3 separate regions of the Homo sapiens genome follow, and regions 1 and 3 are each linked to region 2. A link is a contact called in ENCODE Hi-C data. All regions are on one chromosome and are shown on one strand. Each heading gives the region's core, a stretch centred on a gene start or an enhancer-like site at or near the end of the contact. The rest is flanking DNA. Distances are from core to core; before and after follow the strand shown.

Region 1 (3,995 bases), core at 353-2,852, 510 kb before region 2:
AAAATGATCAACCATGTGTGATGGAGTAGGATTATAATCTTTAAAAATAGAAAAATACATTCCTTTTAGAGGAAATAAGTCAGTATTTCCTAATAAAAAAAGAAAAATGTATCATAGAAATGTAAGTTTTAAATGTCCTAAAGAATTAGTCATTTTATGTTTGTTTAAACATAAAAATATACTTAAAGGAAAGACCATAAGTCACATCTTGTGAAAGAGCTTGCTGTCACCATTTTGAAACTCAGAAATACTCAGGTTGCCTTTACAACCGAAAGATAGTAGCACACTACTACCCCCTGGTGGCAGCATGCCCGAGGTGTAGGATCAATACCTGGGAAGTAAAATACCACTAATGTATATGCAAGCTCTAAAAGCAAAGGCATAACTATTTAAAGATCTAAACTCAGCTTCAATTTGTGGTCTAGACAACTAATCTATATTAAATTCAATGTGACACATGTATTACAAAATTCATCTACATTATTGCAAATAAAATGTCAAAAATAACATAATCCCATTAAAAAGTAGGCAAAGGACATAAATAGACATTTTTCAAAAGCAGACAAATGGCTAAGAATCAAATGAAAAAAGTTCATCACTAATCAGAGAAATGCAAATTAAAACCACAATGATATATCATTTTATACCAGTCAGAATAGCTATTATTAAAAAGATAAAAAATAAGATGTTGGCGGAGTGCTGAGTAAAGGGAACACTTATACATTGTTGCTAGGAATGTGATTGGTACAAGCTCTATGGAAAACAGCATGGATATTTCTCAAAGAACTAAAAATAGAACTACTAATCCATCTGGCAATCCTACTATTGGCTATATACCCAAGAAAAAGAAATCATATCCAAAAGATACCTGCGCTCATATGTTTATTGCAACACTATTCACAATAGCAAAGATAAGGCATCAACCTAAGTGTCTGTCAAGAGATTGGATAAAGAAAATGTGACATATATATACAATGGAATACTATTCAGTCATAAAATGAAATCATGTATTTTGCAGTAATATGGATGGAACTGAAGGCCGTTATCTTAAGTGAAAAAAACTCACAAACAGAAAGCCAAATACCACATGTTCTCATAAGTGGGAGCTAAGTAATGTGTACACGTGGACGTAGAGTGTGGACTAGTAGATACTGGAGACTTAGAAGGGTGGGAGGACAGAAGGAGGGTGAAGGATGAGAAATGACTTAATGGGTATACATGTATATAATTTGAGTGATGGTTGTACCAAAAGCCCTGACGTCACCACACTGCAATATATCCATGTAACAAAACTGCACTTGTATCCCTTAAATGTATACAAATGAGAAAACCTGGTGTGCATGTGCTTTTAGCTCATGTTCCTAGATCTATGGACTAGTGGGATCTGGTTATTTGTTATAACCAGTGGACATAATTGTCTGTGTATTCATTTATTTCATATGATTTTCCAAGTGTGATCAATACAAACTTTAAAATCTTTCCATATCGGGAAATCATATGACTTCTTTGGCACTTAATAGTTAGTCATTAAATAAAGAATAGCAAGAAAAATGAAAAATATTTCTCTAGATTTCTTCAGGAAATCTGGTCAATAAAACAGTTCAAAATACGGTTATTGGAAGAAACACGCAATTATATCGAACTCATTTTGTTTAGAACATTCAAGCTATTTGAAGCAATTTCCAAAATGTCATTCTAGCATCGTGTCCTCTCATCTTATTAGTTAAAATAAAAATATAAACTTTTTTTGTATTTTCTCATGAATAAGTGAACAAAACCATATGTTCCCATTCACTGTCTGTACTTTCTAATGTTTTTATTTCTTTTGTTTGTTAATCTCAATTTACAATGATGACTGGCTTTTAGAAAAACTGACATTTCTTTCTATAGATGCCAAGTATATCCAATTGATTGATGGGATTATTGAGTTTGACTATGTCCTTAACTGATCTTCTGACTTCTGGATCTGTGCACTTTTGATAGAGGGATGTTGAAGTCTCCAGCTGTGAGAGTGGATTCATCTACTTCTCCTTGCACTTCTATCAGTTTTGCCTCATGTATTTTGATGTTCTGTTGTTAGGTGCAAATATATTAAGAATCCACTGGCCGGGCGCTGTGGCTGTCACCTGTAATCCCAGCACTTTGAAAGGCTGAGGCAGTCAGATCACGAAGTCGAGATCAAGACCATCCTGGCCAACATGGTGAAACCCTGTCTCTACTAAAAATACAAAAATTAGCTGGGCGTGGTGGTGCACACCTGTAGTCCCAGCTACTCGGGAGGCTGAGGCAGGAGATTCTCTTGAACCCAGGAGGCGGAGGTTGCAGTGAGCCGAGATCGCACCACTGCACTCCAGCCTGGCGACAGATTGAGACTCTGTCTCAAAAAAAAAAAAAAAAAAAAAGAATTCATTAGGTCTTCTCAGAGGATTGACTCTTTTATCATTATATAATGCCCCTCTTTGTCTCTGATAACTTTTTCTTGCTCTGAAGTTCGTTCTGTCTGAAATTAATTTAGTGACTCATCTTTTTTTAATGTTAGCATGGCATATCTTTCTCTATCCATTTACTTTTAATATATATGTGTCTTTATATTTAAACTGGATTATTGGCAAACACAGCATATAATTTGAGTCTTGTTTTTGTTTGTTTGTTTTTCTTTTTGGATCCATTGTGACAATCTTTTAACTGACATTTAAAATGATTACTGTTGTAGTTGGGTTAATATCTTCTGCCATATTTTCACTGTTCTCTATTTGTTGTGCTTGTTCTTCATTCCTGTTTTTGTTCTCTCTTTTTATGCCTTTTGTGGTTTTAACTAAGCATTTAATATAATTCCATTTTCTCTCCTTTCTTAGTATATCAGTTGTACATCTTTTTTTACTTTAAGTGGTTGCCATGGAGTTTGCAATATACATTTACAACTAATTTAAGACCATTTTCAAATAACACTATACCACTTCAAGTACTTTTTAAGTAACAAAATAGTCCTATTCCTCCTTCCTATCCCTTGTATCATTGCTGTCATTCATTTCACTTACACATGGGCATACATAAATATATATGCATATGTAATTGAATACATTGCTGCTGTTATAAATTTGAACAGTGTTATCGAGTATCTCAAGAATAAGACAAAAGCTTTTCTTTTACCTTCACTGATTCCATAGCTAATGCTCTTCATTTGTGTAGAACTGAGTTTCTGACCTATATAATTTTCCTTCCCTCTAAAGAGCTTCCTTTAACATTTCTTGCAAAGCAGGTCTATTGACAAACAAATGTCCTCAATTTTTATCTGAGAAAGGCTTTATTTCTCCTTTACTTTGGAGAATAATTTCACAAGGTACAGAGCTTTAGTTTGGTGGTTTTTTCTCTCAACACTTTAAATATTTCACTCTACTCTCTTCTTGCATGTATGGCTTCTGAGGAGAAATCGGATGTAATTCTTTGTTCCTCCATAGGTAAGTGTGTTTTTCCTGTAACTTCTCTCAGGAATTTTCATTATCTTTGACTTTCTGTAATTTACATATGATATGTCTAAGTGTTCTTTGAGCTTCCTCGATCTGTAGTTTATTTTCCTGCATTAATTTGAAGGAAATTCTCAGACATTATTGCTTCAGGAATTTCTCGTGTTCCTTTCTTTCTTCTCCTGGTATTCCTCTTATGAGTATTTATGCCTTTTGTAGTTGTCCCAGAGTTCTTGGATATTCTGGTATTTTCCTAGTCTTTTTTTTTTTTTTTTCCAGTTTGGGTAGTGTCTAGTAAGATATCCTCAAGCTCAGAGATTCCTTCCTCAGCCAAGTTCGTTCTGTTAGTAAGCCTATTAGAGGCATTCTTCATTTCTGATACAGTGATTTTGATCTCTGGTATTTGTGTGTGTGTGTGTGTGTGTGTGTGTGTGTGTGTGTGTGTGTGTGTGTGTGTTTGGTTGTTTGTTTTTGAGACATAGTCTCACTCTGTCCAGGCTGGAGTACAGTGGCACAATCTCGGCTCACTGC
Region 2 (4,401 bases), core at 183-2,682:
AATGCTATCCTCTAGGTAATTAAGTAGCACTGTTTTTAATCGATAAAAGAGTATATATAGTAATGTTATATGTGTTTTGTATTTTCTTATATGATGGTAGAAGTTGTGAATTATATATATTTTAACAGGTCATTGTCCAGGATGGAGTGCAGTGGTGCGATCTCGGCTCACTGCAACTTCCCAGGTTCAAGTGATTCTTGTGCCTCAGTCACCCAAATAGCTGGGATTAGGCATGTGCCACCTTGGCCTCCCAAAGTGCTCGGCCTATTTAAAAAATCCTTTAAATTTTTAATATTTGTGGGTACATAGTAGATGTATATATTTATGGGGTACATAAGATGTCTTGATACAAGCATGCAATATGAAATAAGTGCATCATGGAGAATGAGGTGTCCATCTCCACAAGCATTTATCCTTTGAGTTACAAACAATCCAGTTAACAACACTCTTTTAGTTAAAATGTGCAATTATTACTGACTATAGTCACCCTGTTGTGCAGTGAAATCGTAGGCTTTATTCATTCTTTCTTTTTTTGTGTGTGCGCATTAATAGACTCCACTTCTTGATGACAGGAGTGGCAAAATCACATTGCACAGGAGTGAGCATACAGGCCTGGGAAGAATTTGGGGCCATTTGCAGTTGACCACGTTCGTTTTAGGTTTTCTAGCATCTGTATTTCATTCAAATATTCACTCAGACATTTATTGTGCTCCTGTGTTCTACCGTAGGGATAGAAAAAGGCAAATAAAATAGGAATTTTCTCTGTCAAGAAATAAATTAGATTTCTGTCTTGTCACTATGTTTAATCAGTGTACATACTCTGGAACCCTGTACTAAGAACTGTGAGAATGTGAAAACTGGAGTAGTTGTTTTCTAACCACCCTTCCTCCACTTCCAAACTCTAAATCTTATTTTTATTGTATTGTGGTTCTAAGTTATTTCTCAGGTAACTTATGTCAAAGTGTTAACTGATGATTAAAAGTCTATTATTTTAATAATGAAACTTATTAAATCTGATCTGACTGTTAGACCTGCTTCACTGTAGAGTTGGGGCAGAACACTAGCATTTGTTGAATTTGTGCTGGGGCCATTCACTGTGTTAGGCTACTAAAAGCAATTTGATGTTTCATCTTTGAAACATTGCTTGCCTTTGTACTAAATTTTCATTTTGACCAATTGTGCCTGCCCCATGCTCCCCAAATACTTAAGAACTGATCTATACAAAATATCGTGTCAGGGACCAGATGCTCTAATAATAATCAAAAAGCTTTCCCCCTTTATTTTACTAATTTTAAAATGGATAATACTTTCGTTCTTATTTTAGTTGCCGTTATATGGGTATTTTTGAAATAAAATGTTGGTTAAATATTGCCTATTTTGATTAGAAACCATCTGCCAGAAGTGATGGATAATGGCTCCCCCTTGTGGCACAGTCATTTATGACATGTTTAGATTGCCTCAGAATGTCCTGAGCAGGCCTTGTTTTTAAAAATAAGGGACTCTCCTCCCCACCCGCTAAAAAAAACCTCAGCAGAATTGAATCAACAGCTTCTGCTCCCACCCCCCTCAATTCTTTGGCTCTAATAATGATCCTGTTTTTGTATTTTCTTCACATTGGTGCTGATACAAGCTAAAAATATCTGTATCTCCATATTTATGGTGGATCACTATGAAGGTATTCTGAGGAACTTTTAATATCTTGGAATGTTGATAGGTATACTAAAACAAGTACAAAAAAAACAGGTTTTGAAGTCCAAAATAGTGTAATGCTGGACCAAATAAGTAATATTTGTTTGCAGTGAGACTCCTCAGAAACTTTAATAGCCAGTGTGCGTGGTGAGCCTCCTAAACAAGAAGGGTTTTCCAAACTTAGTGGACTGTAGAGCTCTCTCTTCAGGGAACATGTTTTGGGAAACAGCAGGTTGTTTCAAGTGAGTCGTTCTTTGGGGTTTTTTAAAAAATTACTTGTTATTACTATATTTGCCTTTTCCCCCTTGCAGCAGTTTTCGTAATTACATAAGAGAAAACAGCAATAAGTAAAAAATCTTATAGATTTGTTTTTGGCAACATATTTCCTGTTAAGAATAGGCTACTTTTTTCCCTTTGTAGCAAGCCCACCTCAGAATCCTAAAGTGTTTTTTTTAAAGATTACATTATATAAGTCGAATATTAGTTTAAACAATTATTTCATTTTATGTTAACCAAAGCTTCTCAGATTTTGGTATTGACACTTACTGGCAATGGGTACAATAGGTCTCCTACTTCTGCTTTCTTTTTTCCCTTCATAATATTTATAGAGAATATACAAGGGGAAAAGTGAAAATGTGGCCATGATGGTCATGGGGTTTTGTGGGGAGGGGGAGGAGATTTAGATTAAATATGTTATATTTCTTCTGAAGGCCACTATTTAAATATAAGCTTTTCCACAAATACATAATTATCATGCCTGTCTTTTATTGTGTTCTGACACATCTATATACCTAAATCAAGAGGAACTATATGTATAATCTTTGTAATTCAGTGCATTTCTTTTTTTAGAAAGCAAGTATATTCTATTATTATTTTTTATTTAGTTAACTTATTTTTTGAGACTGAGTTTCACTTTTATCACCCAGGCTGGAGTGCAGTGGTGCGATCTCGCTGGCTGCAACCTCCGCCTCCTGGGTTCAAGCATTCTCGTGCCTCACTCAGCCTCCTGAGTAGCTGGGATTACAGGCACCTGCCACCATGCCTGGCTAATTTTTGTATTTTTAGTAGAGACGGGGTTTTGTCATGTTGGCCAGGCTGGTATCAAACTCTTGATCTCAAATGATCCTCCCGCCTTGGCCTCCCAAAATGCTGGGATTACAGGCGTGACGCCTGGCGTATATTTTAAAGCAGTGACATGTTTTGACTTTTTTTCAGGTTAATTTTTTAACTACACCAGAAAACTGGTTTGATTAATGTTTACTGGAGTGAATAAAAGCAAATATAGTAAGCTCACATTGAGCGTCATCAGGATGTGAGGTTTTCCAGATAGGCTATTTTTTTAGTTAATGGAAACGTAGTTTTAAGTATTAAGATTTTATAAAAATATCTTCATTGCTGAACATATGCAACATAATGTCACTTTATTTTCAGTATTGGTTTGTCATTATGATACAATACTGATGCCTTAGGGCAGCTGCAGCTGTGCTTACCCTTTTTCCTTCCTTCCCCTTCTAAATATGTGGTTTCTTGTCCTTTATGATTTTAGAGAGTAGTTACGATTGTGCCTAATATAGGAACTGATAGGTAAGAAGAAGAACTTTTATGAGCCATGGTCTTTGTGACATTTACTGTGATTATTTAGAGATTCTTTTAATCCTTATCTGTTACCTCTTCCACCTCACCGCCCTTGAGTTCTTCGCAGTCTGGCATAGTCTGGATAGGTGATTTTTAGAGAAATGAGGCTTGATTTTTTTGTAATAGGTGAATTCTGCATATTTGGTATATAGTTTTGCAACAAAAGAGGTGTCACCAAAATCAAGAAGTATTTACATTTTTGTGAAAAGCGTGTGGATTTTATTCTTACATTTTATTTTAACAACTTAAGTACCATCATGTATTTTATCAAGCAGTATATACTTTTTAAATTGGAAACATTGTTGTGTGTAACTTGCCATGTTTATAACATTTAAGTTAATGGTTACAACTGATGGATTTGAAATATTGTGTTATTAAACTAGAAATTTGTATGAAATGATATATAGTTAAAGGTTATATTACAATATATTTTAAAATTTAATACTTTTACAGATTAAGATTTTGATGACTTCAATTTAATTTTTTAAATTTGGTCTAAGTTTAAATATGTTTATTCAGGTGGGTGATCATCATTTTATCTTTACTGTTGGAGAATAAAGGTTTTGGAAGATCATTGCCGTTTTGTTTTAAACATGTGAGAGCTAAGCAGTTTTTATAAAGGCCAATTTCCTAATAGGATTTATTTTTGGTTTTATTAGTGGGCAAATGGCATCTACCTGTACATTCTGGTTACAAGGGAGAGACTTATACTTTTGTTATAATAAGTTATGTGTGAAAGTGAATTTTACATATCTATATGTTTTATATGTATTTTGGCATGAGGTGGGAAGAACTAACTAAAAATTCAATTAAGATATTTAGCAATATAATCGGAGTAGAGTCTGTATTACTTTACTTTAAAAATTCAGGGTCTCTAAAAAATCCTTTGAAATAGTTATGAATTTTAATAGGACCATACTTAAAAATAATCAGCAAAAGATAAAGCCTCTTCTTAGGTAGTGCCCAAACTAGACAGAGAATGGGGGAAAAATCGGTTTTTGATTTATTCAGTCTATTATGTTAAACATTTTAATGTTTAGGTCTATACTAATTTAGACGTGTTTTGTTTTATTTTGA
Region 3 (4,243 bases), core at 668-3,167, 430 kb before region 2:
TACAGATATGATAACCTCTGCTTTCACTTACTTTACTGCATTATCAAGAATATTCCTCACGTATGCCGCAGACCTTCTTTTTCCTGTTTTCTAGGAGTGAGAACACGTCAGAAATGTGGAAGGTAAAGGTTTTATCGGTGACTTTTCACGTCAAGGATATAATGCAATACAGTTAAGAGCATCAGAGAGAAGAAATATACTTTCCAGGTAATCAGAACACCTAGATTTTTTTTAAAGTTTTAAGAAATATTTTATTCTGAAACAATTACAGATTCACAGGAAACTGCGAGTCAACTATATACTACACACAACAACACTAATCTACATGCAGCGATACTAGAGAGAGATGCAATGTACCCTCCACCCAGTCTCCTCAGTGCTTATATCTTACCTAACTAGAGCACAATATCAAAATCAAAAATTGACATTGGCACAATGTGTGTGTGTCATTCTATGTCATTTTATCATGTTTAGATTCATGTCCCACAATGTACCACCACAATCAACACATAGAAGTCTTCGATCACCCCCAAAGATTTCCCTGGGTCACCCCTGGACAGTGAGTCACGTCCACTATTCTCCCTCCAACTACCCCAACCCCTAATGACCACTAAGTTGGGAACACCTAGATTTTTTAATATCAATTTTTAACTACATAAGTAACCTGAGAACACATCTGAGACATGGATATTAATCATACTTCTACTATGAATGTGCTGTGTGTCCCCTTAAACTTTCTGCTTTTCAGTTTCCTCCCTAGGAGAACAGAGATCATAGAAGCATCTCTGCCCATTGAGATCAGTAATGACAATGATCAAGTCCCTGGCAATTGGGAAGAGTGCTGCACATGGAAGCCAGCCTTATGATTTAAAGGCATCACCTGGATCCAGTCCACTATGCCTCGCTGCTGGCTTTGTTCTCACTGACCCACTCATACCTCTTCAGAGATCAGGTTGTGCCACTCTCTCCTGACCACACTGTTGTTATAGTGGAAGTGTGGCTTGGCGTACTTAACATATTCTAGGTTGGAGTTCAGTTTTTCCCAGTAGCCCTTAAAGCTGAGCACCTGTAGGAGACAAAAACATCAGTGGCCTTCAGAGGCAGGCCCAGTGGCCCAAACCACCCAGTGAGTATTACACAAGCCTTATTTCCCGAGCTCTCAGGGTCCACATTTCTGAGTGAATACTTTGTACAGAAGATGGCATTCTAGACCCAATAGGGATTCTAAAATAGACTTAAAGAATCTTCTTTACCCACTTCATTTTCTGTCTCTTTTTTTTTTTTTTTTTTTTGTCGTTGTTTTTTTAAACCACATAGAGAACTGCTGCTCACTTCCCAAAACCAACAGGACTTCCCCAGATTGAGGCTTAGCAGGGAAACCTGTATTAAACACACTGAGTCATTTCCTCCCTTGAGACCCGTTTTTATGACTTAGGTGGTGTCAACAGTGCCATGTTCACTAAGAGAAAGTTCATTAACATTTGGATAAATGGAGTAGGCGTACTTTCCTGCTAAATTTATTTACTGCCCAGGACATTTTTCAAAACCTAGGAATCAAAAAAAGATAAAATGAACTAATTTTACATTGTCACATACACCAAAACAGAATTAGTCAGCATTCTATCTAGATCTTTGAATTATTGATATAATTGTACTACCCTGAAGCAAGAATGTATCCATTATATTCATTTTTAAATAATAAAATGCAATGTTAATACGTTCTTAGTGTTGACCAGGTGCAGTGGCTCATGCCTGTAATCCCAGCACTTTGGGAGGCTGAGGTGGGCGGATCACGAAGTCAGGAGATCGAGACCACGGTGAAACCCCGTCTCTACCAAAAATACAAAAAATTAGCCAGGTGCAGTGGCGGGCGCTTGTAGTCCCAGCTACTCAGGAGGCTGAGGCAGGAGAGTGGCATGAACCCAGGAAGTGGAGCTAGCAGTGAGCTGAGATCATGCCACTGCACTCCAGCCTGGGTGACAGAGCGAGACTCCGTCTCAAAAAAAATAAAAATAAAAAAATACATTCTTAGTGTTGAAGGATATTCTGACACAACTTGGTTTTAAACCAATAAAGGTAGACTTAGGATACTTTTTGCCAAAATATGTGCATTTACAAATGATTTGACTGGGGCCAGAGATGTAATGTGTGGTCATAAAACTAAGTGAACTATTGCCTGCCAAGGTGACAAGACTTGGCTGAACTGCAAGAAAAATAAGAAAACTTAAAAACAAACAAACAAAAACACCTCAATCAAGAAAAATGCCCTCATGTTAAATTATAGCACATTATTACCATTTTTATTCAAAAGACAGTCATAATTGGTTTGAAATGTGTTTTGGAGTATCAGTAAAGTAAGTAACATAATATTAAAACTTGCTCTTTCAGAAGCCTGAAATGCCCATCCAGCCAACATCCCTTCTCCCAGAGACAGAAAAACTCTTCCCAAGAAAGTCTCATGTCCCGGGGAAAACAGGAATCAAATCCCACTCCTCACTTGACTCACCTCACTCATCTTTTCTTTCCCTTTCCATTTATTTATAATGAACGTACACTTATCCACCCTTTGGGTCTTCTTTGTATTTAAGAAGAAAAAAAAAAAAAAAAAAAGACAAGACAAATCCTGCAGACGTTTGATGGAATTAGGTCCCTGACTGGAAGTCTCTAAAGCTTTCTTGCTGTCCTAATCTGGGCTCAGGCACAGGAGTGCCAAAAGCCAGAAAACTAATTGGTGTTGTGGTGACATCTAGTGTTCAGTTGAGCTATTAATTCCTCCTGCTTGGCCATAAGAGTCCCACCCACGCAGTTCACCCAGACCTTGCCCAGGACAGGATATGGGAGGGGAGAAACTCAGATGCCCTCTAACTGTCATCTGGCCCCATCCCCTCAAGTCAAATGCTATCCTGTTGTTAGAAGTCCCCACTCACTGCAGCTCCTAAGAAAAGATCTCTCCCAAATTACCTTCCTTCTTACTCCATTTAAAAAATCCCTTTCCTCATAACCTTTTGGGGAGGTAGGCACATTTTTCATAGTTTTGTTTTATTTTAAATTAACAAATAATTGTATATATTTATGGGTTGCAATGTGGTGTTTCAATACATGCATACATTGTGGATTTATCAAATCAGGCTAATTAGCATAGCCATCTGTCTGCTAAGAAGAAACAGATCAAACAGAGCTCGCCACATGTCAGTGGACAGGCTTTCCAGGGGCTCCAGCACCCACTGCCTGAATGTAAAATAGAGCATGTGTTTGTATGAGCGCTCTTCTGGGTAGATGGTCTATAGCTTGTACCAGATTTTCAAAGAAATCCATGGCCTAAAATAGACTAGAGTTAGAAGGAAAAAGATCTGAATTTAAAATAAAACAAAAATTAAAATTTACACTTAAGTAAGAAATACTGTTAGCCAAACATCCCAAAAATATTTTCACACGAACTTACATGTTTTTTAGGAGGGGGGTCACTGGCCTAATATAGATATTAGATATATCTATAATATCTTACAGATATTAAGATAATACAGAAAAATCTATATATTTCACTATTTGGTATCCACTAGAGAAGTGATCTAACTTTTTTCAGTTAAGAAATGCGGCCAGGTCATGCCTGTACTCCCAGCATTTTGGAAGGCAGAGGCAGGCGGATCACAAGGTCAAGAGATCAAGACCATCCTGGCCAACATGATGAAACCCCATCTCTACTAAAAATACAAAAATTAGCTGGGCGTGGTCGCATGCACCTGTAGTCCCAGCTACTTGGGAGGCTGAGGCAGGAGAAACACTTGAACCCGGGAGGCGGAGGTTGCAGTGAGCCAAGATGGCGCCACTGCACTCCAGCGTGGCGACAGTGCGAGACTGTCTCCAAAAAAAAAGAAATGCAGAGATTATTCTAAATTGGAAGGTCTATTTGGAAACTTGGAAAACAGAGATGGAACAGGGGAGGGAAATGGATTTGAGTCAGTGAAGGACAAGGAAAGGATATTCCAGGTGGGACTCTTTGGGTGTGAGCAAAGACACAGACTAGAAGATGGATTCGGGGCTCAGATCTGAGCCAGAGCATCAGAGTCAACAGTACTTCATTCTCTATGGTGAAGACAATAGCCTCCAGCATGTGCAACTCCCAGCCTCAGCTGCCCATTGGAACCACCTGGGTCCCATCCCCAATTAGATTTAATTGGCTTGGGGTATGCCTGAGCCTTATGAGTTTTACAAGTTCCCCCAAGGCATCCTAATGTTCAGCCAG

Evidence for each region. Hi-C counts contacts between places; a loop is a spot of excess contacts on that map. Pooled maps may share reads with other maps.
Region 1: a map of psoas muscle shows a loop between it and region 2 (4-fold over the local background). The contact joins the promoter of CCDC146-AS1 here to the enhancer-like site in region 2. A Hi-C loop is called at or near these places in 1 of 168 maps with a recorded cell type or tissue (psoas muscle), 1 of 37 single-sample maps with no recorded cell type and 8 of 50 pooled maps.
Region 3: a loop to region 2 is called in a pooled map, with 8 times the contacts of the local background. The contact joins two enhancer-like sites. A Hi-C loop is called at or near these places in 6 of 37 single-sample maps with no recorded cell type and 6 of 50 pooled maps.

What each region holds. Positions count from the first base shown.
Region 1 is chr7:77,247,106-77,251,100 of GRCh38, forward strand. CCDC146-AS1 (CCDC146 antisense RNA 1) reads right to left here and starts at 1,603. Exons shown (of 2, transcript XR_007060387.1): 1 at 1-1,603. The region is part of intron 4 of CCDC146 (coiled-coil domain containing 146); the gene reads left to right. RefSeq lists a silencer at 201-250.
Region 2 is chr7:77,758,064-77,762,464 of GRCh38, forward strand. The region is part of intron 3 of RSBN1L (round spermatid basic protein 1 like); the gene reads left to right. Among named protein-coding and RNA genes, the nearest start is that of TMEM60, 38 kb to the right of the region's middle. Within about 2 kb of position 1,433, at least 5 of the 41 ENCODE cell types and tissues checked have a DNase peak (open chromatin) inside an H3K27ac peak, as active enhancers do.
Region 3 is chr7:77,329,302-77,333,544 of GRCh38, forward strand. GSAP (gamma-secretase activating protein) reads right to left here. Exons shown (of 31, transcript NM_017439.4): 20 at 938-1,066; 21 at 32-90. Among named protein-coding and RNA genes, the nearest start is that of CCDC146-AS1, 83 kb to the left of the region's middle. Within about 2 kb of position 1,918, at least 10 of the 41 ENCODE cell types and tissues checked have a DNase peak (open chromatin) inside an H3K27ac peak, as active enhancers do.